Regions from separate parts of the Homo sapiens genome. Here region 1 is linked to region 2. The links are chromatin contacts, found by Hi-C or POLR2A ChIA-PET in ENCODE. All regions are on one chromosome and are shown on one strand. Each heading gives the region's core, a stretch centred on a gene start or an enhancer-like site at or near the end of the contact. The rest is flanking DNA. Distances are from core to core; before and after follow the strand shown. Region 1 has its middle 39 kb from the start of CITED2. Region 2 overlaps ECT2L (epithelial cell transforming 2 like).

Region 1 (7,491 bases), core at 3,319-5,818, 520 kb after region 2:
CCGCCTCCTGGGTTCAAGCGATTCTCCTGCCTCAGCCTCCTGAGTAGCTGGGACCACAGGTATGTGCCACCACTCCTGGCTAATTTTTTGTATTTTTAGTAGAGATGAGGTTTCGCCATGTTAGCCAGGGTGGTCTCCATCTCCTGACATCATGATCTGCCCACCTCAGCCTCCCAAAGTGCTGGGATTACAGGTGTGAGCCACCGTGCCCAGCCAAAAACTTGTCTTTAATAATAATTTAATTAAGATATAAAATGTTACTTCTCAAATAGTGGAGAAGCTTAAATGCCAATTAGGATTTTTTAAATATTGCAGCCATTTAAAAATTGAACTGTGACTTAATATTTGATGCTCTTTTGGATGAAATGAAATCATCCAGGAAGAGAGCTAGTTTTAGATACTGCTGGATTCTGTGCTTAGAGAATACCACTAGGGTCCGTTTCTACGCGCTGCACTGTGGTCCATAATGCTATTCAAATTTACGTTATTCTACTTTCAAGTTCTGCAGAGGGGGAATTGCCTCCTGCAGCTTCTTCATAACTCTAGGGGTTCCCACACTCTCTCTCTCTGGCTCAGACTGGGTCAATGTGCTCATCCCATCCTTTAAACAATCATAGTGACTGCGGCCTGGGTGGGTGGAGGTGAGCTCTTTCGCGTAGGCTCCACCTCATAGTAAAGAGGAGTCACCTTTTCCTAAGCACATGAACTGGGGATGCGGTTGTTCATCCAAAGCAAAATTGGGGTATTGTTACCAACATGAGGAAGAGTGGATATCCTGGGCATAAAGAACAAATGTCCACCCTAAGGTAGAACTCAGATGTTCCAGCAGCAGAGCTGGTCAGAATTTGAGGTCAACGATCTCTAGACCTCTTCATGAAATTCTTTTTTCTGATATAGAACTTTAGAAAAGAAGGGTATAAATATCAGTTGAGATATGAAATATTGTCATATCATTGCTATGGACTAAATTGCATTATCTCTCCCGTTACTCCCAATTCATATGTTGAAGCTCTAACTCCCAATATGATGGAATTTATTGGTGAGGATTTGGAGGTAATTAAGATTAGACGAGGTCATGAGAGCGCGATTAGTGGCTTTTTTTTTTTTTGACGGAGTCTCATTCTGTCATCCAGGCTGGAGTGCAGTAGCACGATCTCAGCTCACTGCAACCTCCACCTCCCGGGTTCAAGCGATTCTCCTGCCTCAGTCTCCCGAGTAGCTGGGACTATAGGCGCCTGCCGCCACGCCCTCCTAATTTTTTGTATTTTTAGTAGAGATGGGGTTTCACTGTGTTAGCCAGGATGGTCTCGATCTGCTGACCTCATGATCCGCCCGCTTTGGCCTCCCAAAGTGCTGGGATTATAGGCGTGAGCCACCATGCCCGGCCCTAATGGCTTTTTAAGAAGTGGAAGAGTAAGAACTTTGACTCTCTGTCATGTGAGGACCCAGGGAGAAGGCAGTTGACTACAAGCCAGGCAGTAGACCCTCACCAGACACTGAATCTATTGGCACCTTGATCTTGGATTTCCCAACCTCCAAAACTGTGTAAAGTAAATGTCTCTGATTTAAGTCATCCAATCTCTAGTTTATTATAGTACCACAAGCAGACTAATACAATTGTGTTCAGGAAATGAATAATTCAAAGAACTTGTCTTCATAGCCCAGATATGCTTTTGGTATATAAAGAGTTATTCTAGTAAAGGTCGTCAAGTGTTTCTATTGGAAGAACATTCAAATGTAAAATGTTTGGCCAGGTGTGGTGGCTCACACCTGTAATCCCAGCACTTTGGGAGGCCGAGGCTGGTGAATCACCTGAGGTCAGGAGTTCAAGACCAGACTGGCCAACATGGTGAAACCCCGTCTCTACTAAAAATAAAAAATTAGCTAATGTGGTGGCATGCGCCTATAGCCCCAGCTACTCAGGAGGCTGAGGAAGGAGAATTACTTGAACCCGGGAGGCTGAGGTTGCGGTGAGCCGAGATCACGCCACTGCACTCCAGCCTGGGCGACAGAGTGAGACTCCATCTCAAAAAAAAAAAAAGAAAATATTGTTTTTCAGTGTTCAATATATTTTCTCACATACCTGTCTAGCAGTGGTGTCATGCAACTCAATCTGTATCTTACGGACAACCACAAAGCATCTTGATTTGGAAATATATACACCACATATTTGTGTTGACAATATTATCCAATCATTTGGAAACATAATTTATGAGGAAACTAGAGGTCCTGCATTTCAGCCATTTTGTCAACGAAGTCTCTACCTCAAGTAGTTCACTAATGAGGAGAGAGATTTATTTCTCAGTATCAAGTTTATGACATGAACGTCTGTTTTACAGCAATATTTACCTGTTCTTTTTTTCATCTTTAATTCTTGGACTTCATATAAAAAGGACAAAGTAAATCACATAGTCAAATTGGCTGATTCCGCATAAGCTCAGAGAGAAGAGTTCTATTTCAGAAAAATAATTTAATTCTAAATCTGTGTCTGAAGAAATATCATCTGTAAACTTTAGCTGGAAAGTGTTCTAAGAATATAGAGATATTCCCCATGGTCTTGATTGTGTTCATCCTGAAAGATTCAATTTAATAAGAGAAAGGTTTGGGTCTTTTGAAAACAGTAAGAAAATCATTTATCAGAGTTTCTATTTTCTCTGGGCAATTTTCACCATTTCAGCATACCCAAGAGAGAAATGACGTATAATTTTGTTATGCTGAAGAATTTGGCAAGCCAGCTAATGGTCTTACTAAAAGTGAAGAAATCCCTTTGGTGACAGATGCAGGAAGTTATGTCTGAATCATTTGGAACCATTGTAGAGAAGCCTTTGTTCCAAAAGAGATGTGTGGGGATTTTCTTGGGAAGAAAAGGTGTCTGAATATTCTTAAACCTCGAACAGATTTATCAAACTTGCTGCTTCATTTAATCCTTTGCCAAATGGGCTCATCTTCCATCCAACAGACTTCTCCCTAGCCATCTTCATCTTTCAAAAAGTCACCCTTAAAACGCATCTTGTGTTTCTTTCACTGCTGTGATGATGAAATCTGTCTCAAAAGAAGCATGTCGGTGTTGACTTCATAATCTTAGAGGCTGTAACATACAGGGAAGGCTGTTACTTAGAAACATACTCTCAGAAAGGTTTTTTGGAAGTTTTTAGGGAGGGGGCGAAGAAGAACTAGGGACAGGTAGATGGTGAATAGAATAACCTGAAGCCATGAGTCAAGGTCAACAGCAACAATAAGTCAAAGCAAGATCACTGAACATTGGTGAAAATAAAAAGAAGTGGAATCAGACTACAGAGGAAAATGAGTAAATTTAGTATCCAGAACTACTCTTAATGGGAAGTCCTATTAGCTTGTCTCCCATCAGAGTTAGGTGAAGTAATAATCTCCAAAAGGTGGGGCTGTTACCTCTGCAGGCGTTTAGAACTGGTCTGAACAAATCACCTGCAAGCTTTTTTGTGGTGGAAGAATGCTGTAGAACGGAGCTGTGAAAGCAAGTATAATTTCTTTTCTGACTCCCTCTGACTTTCACTTAATCATGTACAGGCAGTTCAAAAATCCTGCTGCCTCTTTCTTGCCAATTTCAATACAAATTCTCTCTGGCCAGAAAACTGATCATTTGGTATATAACCTTTTTTTTTTTTTTTTGGTTGGTTCCTCAGTTTCTCCACAACATCACCTGACATTCTGCTACATAAATAGCTATAATTTTAAATAAAATGAGTCAAACGCTAGTGTCAGGCCTTTACAAAGGCTCTCTCACCCTTTAAGATCGCTATAATCCCTCTTTTACATAAAAGGCAATAATGTTCAGACTCTAAGCTAGTGAGTTGAAACGCAAACTCTGAACCATCTCATCAGAAAAAAAAAAGAGCATAGGTTTAGAGTCAAATGAACTCCTGTGTGAATTCTGGCTTAGCATGCCTATTTCTGTCCCAATCTATTCTATAATCTCCTTTATCCTTGTAGTGGAATTATTTTAAATTCTATCTTGAGACCCTTGTCTGGGAGCTTATATGATTCATTCCATCATTGCCCAAATGAGATAGACCAGGAGGCTGGATCCTCCTCTTAGTAGGGGTGGATGCTTTTTTAGTGGCTGTAAATGGATCAGTCCATGACTTAATTGTGCATGAAATAGAGATTTTTAAAAATTTTCTATAACCAAATTTAATTTCTGTCATAAATGCTAAATTTCTACCTGGTAATGACAAATTTAATTCTTCTAATTCAGGATAAACCTAGCCAAATTAGGATTTTTAAGACATTGTTTCAGGGTAAAATCATTCAATTTAGGCTTCTTCCCCCAAATTTCAATTAGCCCAAGTGGCATCTAACTTTAGGGAGGTGTTACGAATTAGGTAACCCCAAGTTATTTGCATTTCTTCTTTTCCTGAGAGTGGAAGTAGCAAGGTATAAAGTGTTATAATAATGGCTAGTAATTTGCAAAGAGGTAAGATGATCTTACAGGAGTAAACCAGCTTGCTGGAAATGAGTATTTTCAGTTAAGGGCCAAAATTGTGTAGCACGAGCTCCCAGAAAGCCCCTGGAATTGTGCCAGCAGACACGGCCATGAATTTGGCAGTGGCTGCTGTAGCCGTGAGGCAAGGTAGGCCTTTGCCACAGGATCAAAAGACAGACTGTAATAAGCTATGGATTTTTGGTGCTTTCCTTGTAATTAAAGCTATTAGAGAATCAGAATTTTATTTAGAAGCTTCTTTATTCCAATCAAAAAAGATAGTACATTCAACATTAGGACTTTACTGTCCTAATGAAGAGAAACTTCATTTGCTCTAAGAACACTGTAAGATGGACAATTTTGGAAACATATGGAATTCTCCCAAAGTGGCCAAATCATCATCGGTGAACTAGTGCCAGTTTGTGAGATGTGTGCAAGCATTTGGATAATAATAAAGAAGCAAGTGTCTGGACTGGCAGAAGTGCACACTTGAACTGAGATTACCCCTGGAGAAATGATCATGGTCAGTTGAATGTGTTGGTTCTGCATTTTGTGTCTTGAGCCACTAACCAGTGGCTGGCCACCCTTGACAAGAGACTTGATAATTTGTGGCCCTCAGCAGATAGAATTTTTGGATATTCTGTCTTTCATATTAACTGTCAGTTGTAAACACAGAACAGAGGAAAAATGGACCTTGTACGTTTTTTTGTTGGTGACTTGAAGTAAATTTCATTTACTGGGGAACATAAGCTTGACAAAATTTTTATTAACAGCTTTATTGAGGCCAAATTGACATACAATAAAATGCACATAATTAAACTATAAACCTTGAAAAGCTTTGACATTTGTATACACCCAGCATAATAATCAAGATAATGAAAATATGCATCATAAGTTTCCTCATGTCCGTTGGTAATACCCCCTTCTTCTCCCTGCTCCCCATACCTCTGAGTCCCCAAGCAACCACTGATCTGTTTTCTAACACTGTAGATTAGTTGGTGTTCTAGAATTTTACATACATGGAATATAGTGTGCATTCTGAGAAAAAATATATTTTTTTTCGCTCAGCATAATTTTGAGATTCTTCCATGTTTTGTGTGAGTCAATAGTTCACTTTTTGCATTGATTTGTATTCTGTTATATGGGCATACCAAAAATTGTTTATCCACTCACCTGAACATAAACATTGAAGCCTTCTTTCCCTAGGTTTCTGCTGTTATAAATAAAGCTGCTATAAATATTCATCTACAAGTTTGTGTGTATAGATACATACTTTGTTTTCCTTTAAGTAAATATCTAGGAGTGAAATTGCTGCGTCATATGGCAGGGATATAATTTCCTTTTTAAGAAACTGTCAGTTGCCCCATCGTGCAATGTGGTGCGGCAACCAAGCCAGGGCTGCTCCATGAAGAGGAAGCAAAGACGGCTTGCCAGGACAGTGATGGAGAAGAACAAAAAGGCAGGATCGCCTCAATAAAAGGAGGGTGGCTTTGCCAGTTTGTAATTTAAAATACTGAAGCACAGTCTTTGAAGCAACAAGGAAATGCACACTATGCCAAGGAAGATTACAACGAAGCTTATAACTATTAAACAAAAGCCACAGATATGTGCCCTAAAAATGCTAGCTATCATAGTAATAGAGCAGCTACATTGATGATACTTGGAAGGTTCTGCGAAGCCCATGGAGATACTTTCACAGTGAAATTGGATGATGGTTTCTTCTGGGGACATCTACGAGAGGGCAAGTGCCACCTCTCTCCAGGGAATGCCATGGCAGCACATTGCAGTTTTCAGAGAGCCCTAGAACTGGATCATAACAATGCTCACTCACAACAGGAGTTCACAAATGCTAATGCAGTCAAGGAATAGGAGAAAGTCATAGAAACAAGTTTTGAGAAGTGGGCTTTTCAGAAGGTTGTTTTCTGCATGGACTATGCCCTAGAATTTGCCCCTGTCTGCCATCACTTCAATATCCCTCAAAGCAGAATGTTTAGCAATGCTGGGTCGTTATCCAGAAGCACAGTCTGTGGCCAGTGACATTTTATGAACGGATTCCACCAATGTGGATGCTCTGTATGTACGCGGACCTTGCCTTTATTATGAAGATTGTACTGAGTAGGCAGTTGTTCAGTTTTTTGTACAGGCTCTCAGAGTGGTTCCTGACCATGAGAAGGCCTGCCTTGCGTGCAGAAATGCCAGAGCACTTAACGCAAAGAAAGAAGACTGGAATAAAGCGTTTAGGGAAGGAAATTACAAACTAGCTGATGAACTGTACGCAGAACCCCCGGGGTAGACCCCGACAACATAAAAGCAATTGCTAAACTCTACTGTAACCGGGATATGGTTAATTCCGAGCTTGGGAAACTAGATGATGCAATAGACAGCTGCACAAATGCAGTGAAGCTCATGACACTTACATAAAAGCCTACTTGAGAAGAGCTCAGTGTTTCTTGGACACAGAACAGTATGAAGAAACAGTGCGAGGCTATGAAAAAAGTATATCAGATGGAGAAAACAAAAGAATACAAACAGCTCCTAAAAAATGCACAGCTGGAACTGAAGAAGAGTAAGAGGGATAATTACTACAAGGTTCTGGAAGTGACAAGAATGCCTCTGAGGACAAGATCAAGAAAGCTTATTGGAAACAGGCCTTGAAGTACCATCCACATCGTCATGATGGAGCCAGCGCTGGGGTTCAAAAGGAGGAGGAGAAGATCAAGGAAGTGGCGAGGTCTTTATCATCCTCTTTGATTCCAAGAAAACGATTCATTATCACAGTGGGCAGGACCTGGATAAGGAAGACATAAATTTGGGTGATTTTGATGCAAACAATATCTTCAAGGTATTCTTCCGCGGTCCTACGGGCTTCAGCTGTGAAGCATCTGGTCCAAGGATTTTCTTTCTTCGATTGGGCTCATGAAAGGCAACCATCCAGAATCCAGAAAATGCAGAGTCGCTCAGTTTAAATGTAATCAGCAGATCATTTCTATTAAGAGAGGAATATTTAAATCTCAAACCATAATTTGTCTGCC
Region 2 (7,289 bases), core at 1,188-3,687:
TTTCATGAATGTTAGTATAAATTTCCTTTAAACATTTTTTTTTTGAGATGGAGTCTTGCTCTGTCGCCCAGGCTGGAGTGCAGTGGCGCGATCTCAGCTCACTGCAAGCTCTGCCCCCGGGGTTCATGCCATTCTCCTGCCTCAGCCTCCTGAGTAGCTGGGACTACAGGCGCCCACCACCACGCCCAGCTACTTTTTTTGTATTTTTAGTAGAGATGGGGTTTCACCGTGTTAGCCAGGATGGTCTCGATCTCCTGATCTCATGATCTGCCTGCCTCGGCCTCCCAAAGTGCTGGGATTACAGGCATGAGCCGCCGCGCCCGGCCTAAACATCTTTATTGAGATATAATTCACATACAATAAAAATCACCCATTTACGGGTACAATTCAGTGGTTCCGGTACATTCACAGAGTTGTGTGATCATCATCACATGTTAAGTTTAGACCATTTCATCATCCCACAAAGAACCCCCCTACCCATTAACAGTAACTTCTCATCTCCATCCCTCTAGATCTGGGCAAACACAAATCTGCTTTCTGTCTCTATAAATTTGCCTATTCTGGACTTTTCGTATAAATGGAATTAGACAGTATGTGGTCTTTTGTGACTGGCTTCTTTCACATATTATAACGTTCTCAAGGTTCATCCATTTTGTTACACATGTCAGTACTTCTTTCCTTTATTGCCAAATATTATCCCATTGTATGGATGTGCCATATTTTATTTATCCACTCCTCAGTTGATTATTGTAAATAATTATTATAAATAGTGCTGCTATGAACATCTGTGTCCAAGTTTTGCATAGAGATGTTTTATTTCTCTTAGCTATACATATAGGAGTGGAATTGCTGGGTCCAATGGTAGTGCAATCAATTTTTAATTATTAAGCATTTCTTTTGGATCATTTATTCCTGTAGTCTTGCTTACCCAATAACTGTAAATAAATTAATAAATGAAAGAAATTAGTATTATTTGAATACTTGAAATGTTTATATGTAAGCTAGGCTATATTTGTGCAATACCTTTCTTTCAAGGTAGAGAGGCCATTGTTTTAGATGGTTTTATAATTTCCAAATAATTTTGTTTTAATTCAGTCAGTTATAAACAGGGTATTGCAATATTGGTGGAAACTGTCAACACAATTTTCTTTTAAAAAATTATTCATAATCTCTATGAGATATATTCAAATATCTTAGAGTTTTCTTTCCTGGCCTAATAAGTATTCCCTAGTAAGTTTTAAGATGATTTCCTAAGTGGAATTTTATGATATTTAAGACATTTTTTAAAGGTTTAGCTTCTTAAACCATCCCTCTGGCAAACTAAAATGTCCCTTCTCCTGGGAAGACTTCTCTGCTGGTCTTTCATGCCTAGCAACTTTATACCTCAATTGTGGCTTTTCTTGGTATGTTATGGCCCCGTGTCGTCCACATGACTAATGGTTTCCAGTGATGTCTTTCCCCTACCACTTGACTAGGTTGACCTTTCCTGTGACTCCTTAAAGGAAACTGGGCTGCTTGTGTCTGTTACACTCAGAGAAACCCGTGAGGAGTTTGAATCAGTCCCCTTGCCACACTGGTGGAACCGGTTTTGAATTGCCTCTGCTTAGTGCCTGGTAATTCCTCAAACAAAGGCCTTTGGTTCCAGAGCCAGAGCTGCTCAAACTTGCAGCTTTCCTGGATGGGTGGGGCAGCATTCATGCAACTGCATTCCCTAGAGGGGGAATGCATTGACCCAGGTGTGTATGTGCGTGTGCGTGTGAGATCATAAACAGCCCATGAAGGATTCACTCTCGTCACTTGTCTCCATCAGAGCAGACTTGAAATGGGGTTGGAGGGCAGAAAAATATCCACCAAGGTGTATTAAGAGAGAACAGCCCCCTCTCCCACTTCATTACCCCCTCTTCCATTCTTCCCACGCAGCCTGTGAGGGCTCACTTGAGGACGTCTGTCTCAGCTGTGATCTGTGAGGCAATCTGGTGTGCAGTTTTTCAGAGACAACATACTCCTAGGTTAATTTTAAATATAGAGCAGCCATGTCACTCTCAGTTACTGAATGTCCATTTAAAAGGAGAGTATTTCTGTGTGGAGATGGTAAAGAGGTTAAAGAAGAAAACATCGAATGAAACTTGCTGAAGACAGTAAGGCGGACGTTACTGAGAACCTTGGAGATAGCTACAGGGACTGCTGCATGGGGTCACGGGAGAGAGATTGGGCTCAACTTCAAATGCAGCATGGGCGGATAGCCAAGGAGCAGGATGGGGCTCAATGGATGGAAAATTACTCGAGGAAACATCAGGGGTAAGCGGGGATCTGAATACACTGACCCAACAGGACTCTCGCTGATGACAGGCCAGGGTGCTCAGACAACACCTGGGGGAGGGTGGAGGATGAGGAACCTGACAAGATATCCGGGGGTGGGGGGTTCTTCCTAAACTGACTTAACAGGGCTCTTTACTAAAGCAGAATTTTATAAGGAAGTGCACAGGTGGGCCAAGGGGAAGTTTCAGAAGCTTGACTAAAGTTTGGTCAAGCAGAGAATCTTTGTCAGAGAGGAGAGGGGAGTATTCAAAGTGAAAGTGTACACTTGTATCTAAAACGACTGTTTTCTAAATATCCAAGGCAAGTCTGGAAATTTGAGTCATCTTCACTTCCTTCCCCTTTGCCCAGTATTCTGCACATGTTCCTGCCCTTCTACCTGCATGGGCTGGTTAAGGATAACTGTATGAAATATTAGCATTTGCAATTGGGATGGTTTTTAGAGGTGGATGATGCTTAAAAAAAAAAAAAAAAAAAGGAAATCATTGCGTTTTAAAAGGAAGGGAGAAAGCAGAAAGCCAAAGCTCTTTTTTTTTGTGTGGATGGAGGGAAGGTTATTGGCCTATATTAGGCAACATCCACTGGCTTGAAGTTCTCACTCCCATTTTGTGAGTGTGTGGAGCTGCTCTCCCCTCCTTTCTCATGTTGAGCTTCTCTGTCTACCGCTTGACACCACCTGACACTATGTGACATGCAGGACTTGTTTATTTGCTGTCTGCCTACCCCATTAGAATGATGGCTCCATGATAGCAAAGACTTTGGTGACTCTTTTCATCTCTAGCACTTAGAGCCATACCAGGCACATAGCAGCCACTCAATAAATGCTTGTTGAATGAATTCAGATATCTAAAGCACTCCTAATTCCAAAAATGACAAAAAGATAATCAGAAAAAAATTTTCATTTGGTAGCTCTCTAGGAGGAAGGAGTTTTTCAAAATATTCCAAGTTTTAATTAAAAAAAAATTAGCCGGGCGTGGTGGCGGGCACCTCTAATCCCAGCTATTCGGGAGGCTGAGGCAGGAGAATCGCTTGAACCTGGGAGGTGGAGGTTGCAGTGAACTGAGATCGCACCATTGCACTCCAGCCTGGGCTACAGAGCAAGACTTCATGTACCAAAAAAAAAACAAAAAACAAAAAACCAAGTGTTAGAATATAGGAGATTACTAATACTTTGCATAATTCAAGTTTTCATTACTTAATTCAAGGTGGCTGGAGAAATCTTTCCCCTTGTCTTTCTTCAATTCCTGCTTACCGGGTTAGACACTGTTGATTACTGGCCCAGCCAAGCCATTCCACATTCCTCTCCTTCTTCCTGACAGAAACCCTGATTTCCACCCCCTACAAGGCATTCTATGCTTCAGGAGTGGCTGGTAAGTAACCCCCACCCTACCAAGGGTGGGTCAGGGTTGGACTAAATTCATCATGATCACTGCCTCCCCTGGATGGTGTCTGCTTTAGGAAAGGGCGTGTAGATATTAATTCTGCCCAGGGAGACATAAGGGTGGAGAGTCTTCTTCTTGCTGAAAGAAACTTAAACAAGATTTGAGGATGAACGTCTTTTCTTCCATCCTGCTAGCTGTGGTGACTGTTGTGTGAAGACCAATGCTCACTGCAGTTAGTCATTTGAGAACTATTTTGGGACAAGCCCGAGGACCAAAGTAAATGGTTGAGGATGGCAAAGTGAAAATATAAAAAATCCTTGGCCCTTGATAACATCATTGATTCCTTGAATTTGCTAAATCTGAAGCTGCCGTTAATTGTTTACAGTGAAAGGAAGAAAAATAGGTTGAAAATGGTCCATAACAGTCCATTTATCTAGTAGTCACTTCTCTGGTCATCTCAACTCTCCAAATTTTATCTGAGAAACAGGAAGGAAAAAACAAAAAGCAATTAGCAGTGAAACAGATTCCTTTTACACACAGGAGAAAGGCCTTCAGACTCTCATGCATAGTCTAAGTATTTAATTAATTTGGGTCTTCAATAAAGTGATTCAGAAATGAGTTATACATACTTCTAAGACCATGATACACACATTCAGTGCTTTGAATTTGATGTCGGCATTAGCATTAGGATCTGCTATGCTGCTTCCTTCTACCAAAGGAAAGTTCACAGTTGTTAAGGGATGGTCCCTCAGAATCACTTGGAGTTTGTGAAACAGATAATGAGCCTCACCCCTAGAGATTTTGGCTCAACGCAATGGAATGGGGTGGAGGAAGCTGTTTTTACAAAGTTCCCCAGGTGATCTGGTGTACAGCCAAGGGTCAGACACAGGCGTGGGTGACCTGAAAGCCCCAAGGCTTCTTCCATTTCTTGATTCTACTCCTCCTTGAAGGCAGGAACACAGACCACATGAGCTGTCTCGTCCCTTCTAGTCTCAGTGCAATGAAACAAAATTTGTCCCAGTTCTGTGGGTGCCTTTTTCATTTTGCACTTGTGATGCTACCTACTGGCTTTAGAATGTGTTTCACTCCAGGCAGCCCGAACTTGATGTGAATAATGAAGGAAATAGTTTGTTCTCACATCATTGAAAACTCCAGATATGGGTCTTCCTGCAGCTGAAGCTTCTTGCAGTGCTTCCGTAGTGAAACCAATGGCTTCTTTCTTCCTGCGCCTCTGTTCTGCCTCTGTAGCCATGGCTTTCTCCTTCCATTCCCTCAGATGTGTCCAGAAGAAAAAAAAAAACATTTGTTTGGGCTTTACTCTGATTAGACTCGTTTAGGCCCATGCCCACTTCTGGCCACTTGCTGTGGCCAGGGGATTGGCCTGTACCTTGATCATGTGCTTTTCAGAGCTGTGGTGTCAGCTTTAGAATTGTGTGCACCGCCAGATAGAAATTAGGGTTATTTCACCTACATAAGGGTAAGTAAATGAAGCATGACAAAAGCTAGTTTCTTCATTTAGCATTGAACAAATATTGACTGAGTGCCTACCATGGACCAAGCACAGTTCTGAGTGCATGGGACTCAACAGTGAGCAGAGCGGAAAAGGGCCTGCCCACTGCAGTTTATATTCTAGTAGAATAAAACTAAAATAGAAAAAGGGTGAACCCTGGAAGCAGCCAGACATCAAAGCTTCTAGCCCCTTGATGGGGAGGCCGAAGAGGCTCCACTGCTGGGTTTGAAGACGGAGGAAGAGGACATGAGCCAAGGAAGGCAGGCAGCTGCCAGGAGCAGGAAAAGACACAGGGACTGACTGTAGCCCAGAGAAAATGACTTCAGACTTCTGACCTCCAGAACCGTAAGAAGATCAGTCTGTGCTGCTTTAAGCCACTACATTTGTGGTAGCTTTGTTTACAAATTTGTTAGAGCAGCAACAAGAAACTAATACAAGCAGTGATTTGCTTTTTCTATTTTTCAACGTTTATTCTTTTTTCATTTATTATTTTAGTTTATACACATTTATTTAGCCCCAGCCATGCTGCAAGCACTCTGCCAGTTGCCAGGGACAGAGCAGTGAACAAAACAGTAATAGAGACAGACATTACATGGGGAAGGAGGCCGGGCGCAGTGGCTCACGCGCCTGTAAGCTTAGCATTTTGGGAGGCTGAGGTCGGCGGATCACTTGAGCTTAGGAGTTCAAGACCAGCCTGGGCAACATGGTGAAACCCTGTGTCTACTAAAAAATACAAAAATTAGCTGGGTGCTGTGGCGTGTGCCTGTGGTCCCAGCTACTTAGGAGGCTGACGCAGGGGAATTGCTTGAGCCTGGGAGGTGGAGGTTGCAGTGAACCGAGATTATACCATTACAGTCCAGCCTGGGCAACAGAGCCAGAGACCCTGTCATAAATAAATAAATAAACAAACAAACAAATAAAAATGGTGGAGTCTGAAAAAGGACTGGGTCAGCAAGAATAAAAACACAAAACAGCTGGAGGAGCCAAGATGGCCGAATAGGAACAGCTCCGGTCTACAGCTCCCAGCGTGAGCGACGCAGAAGACGGGTGATTTCTGCATTTCCATCTGAGATTGGAGCCATGGCTTTGGAACAGAACCAGTCAACAGATTATTATTATGAGGAAAATGAAATGAATGGCACTTATGACTACAGTCAATATGAATTGATCTGTATCAAAGAAGATGTCAGAGAATTTGCAAAAGTTTTCCTCCCTGTATTCCTCACAATAGCTTTCGTCATTGGACTTGCAGGCAATTCCATGGTAGTGGCAATTTATGCCTATTACAAGAAACAGAGAACCAAAACAGATGTGTACATCCTGAATTTGGCTGTAGCAGATTTACTCCTTCTATTCACTCTGCCTTTTTGGGCTGTTAATGCAGTTCATGGGTGGGTTTTAGGGAAAATAATGTGCAAAATAACTTCAGCCTTGTACACACTAAACTTTGTCTCTGGAATGCAGTTTCTGGCTTGCATCAGCATAGACAGATATGTGGCAGTAACTAATGTCCCCAGCCAATCAGGAGTGGGAAAACCATGCTGGATCATCTGTTTCTGTGTCTGGATGGCTGCCATCTTGCTGAGCATACCCCAGCTGGTTTTTTATACAGTAAATGACAATGCTAGGTGCATTCCCATTTTCCCCCGCTACCTAGGAACATCAATGAAAGCATTGATTCAAATGCTAGAGATCTGCATTGGATTTGTAGTACCCTTTCTTATTATGGGGGTGTGCTACTTTATCACGGCAAGGACACTCATGAAGATGCCAAACATTAAAATATCTCGACCCCTAAAAGTTCTGCTCACAGTCGTTATAGTTTTCATTGTCACTCAACTGCCTTATAACATTGTCAAGTTCTGCCGAGCCATAGACATCATCTACTCCCTGATCACCAGCTGCAACATGAGCAAACGCATGGACATCGCCATCCAAGTCACAGAAAGCATTGCACTCTTTCACAGCTGCCTCAACCCAATCCTTTATGTTTTTATGGGAGCATCTTTCAAAAACTACGTTATGAAAGTGGCCAAGAAATATGGGTCCTGGAGAAGACAGAGACAAAGTGTGGAGGAGTT

The links. A loop is a pair of places that touch in the nucleus more often than their neighbours do. ChIA-PET counts read pairs that join two places held with the same protein, here RNA polymerase II (POLR2A). Pooled maps may share reads with other maps.
Region 1: a map of mammary epithelial cell shows a loop between it and region 2 (4-fold over the local background). The contact joins two enhancer-like sites. A Hi-C loop is called at or near these places in 1 of 168 maps with a recorded cell type or tissue (mammary epithelial cell) and 6 of 50 pooled maps. POLR2A ChIA-PET finds 5 or more read pairs at or near these places in 3 of 52 experiments (AG04450, B cell and activated CD4-positive, alpha-beta memory T cell).

The regions. Positions count from the first base shown.
Region 1 is chr6:139,332,208-139,339,698 of GRCh38, forward strand. It overlaps the pseudogene LOC100129844. Among named protein-coding and RNA genes, the nearest start is that of CITED2, 39 kb to the right of the region's middle. Within about 2 kb of position 4,569, at least 8 of the 41 ENCODE cell types and tissues checked have a DNase peak (open chromatin) inside an H3K27ac peak, as active enhancers do; they include mammary epithelial cell, where a contact is called at or near this core.
Region 2 is chr6:138,816,459-138,823,747 of GRCh38, forward strand. The region is part of intron 4 of ECT2L (epithelial cell transforming 2 like); the gene reads left to right. It also overlaps the pseudogene ACKR4P1. Among named protein-coding and RNA genes, the nearest start is that of ECT2L, 24 kb to the left of the region's middle. Within about 2 kb of position 2,438, at least 11 of the 41 ENCODE cell types and tissues checked have a DNase peak (open chromatin) inside an H3K27ac peak, as active enhancers do; they include mammary epithelial cell, where a contact is called at or near this core.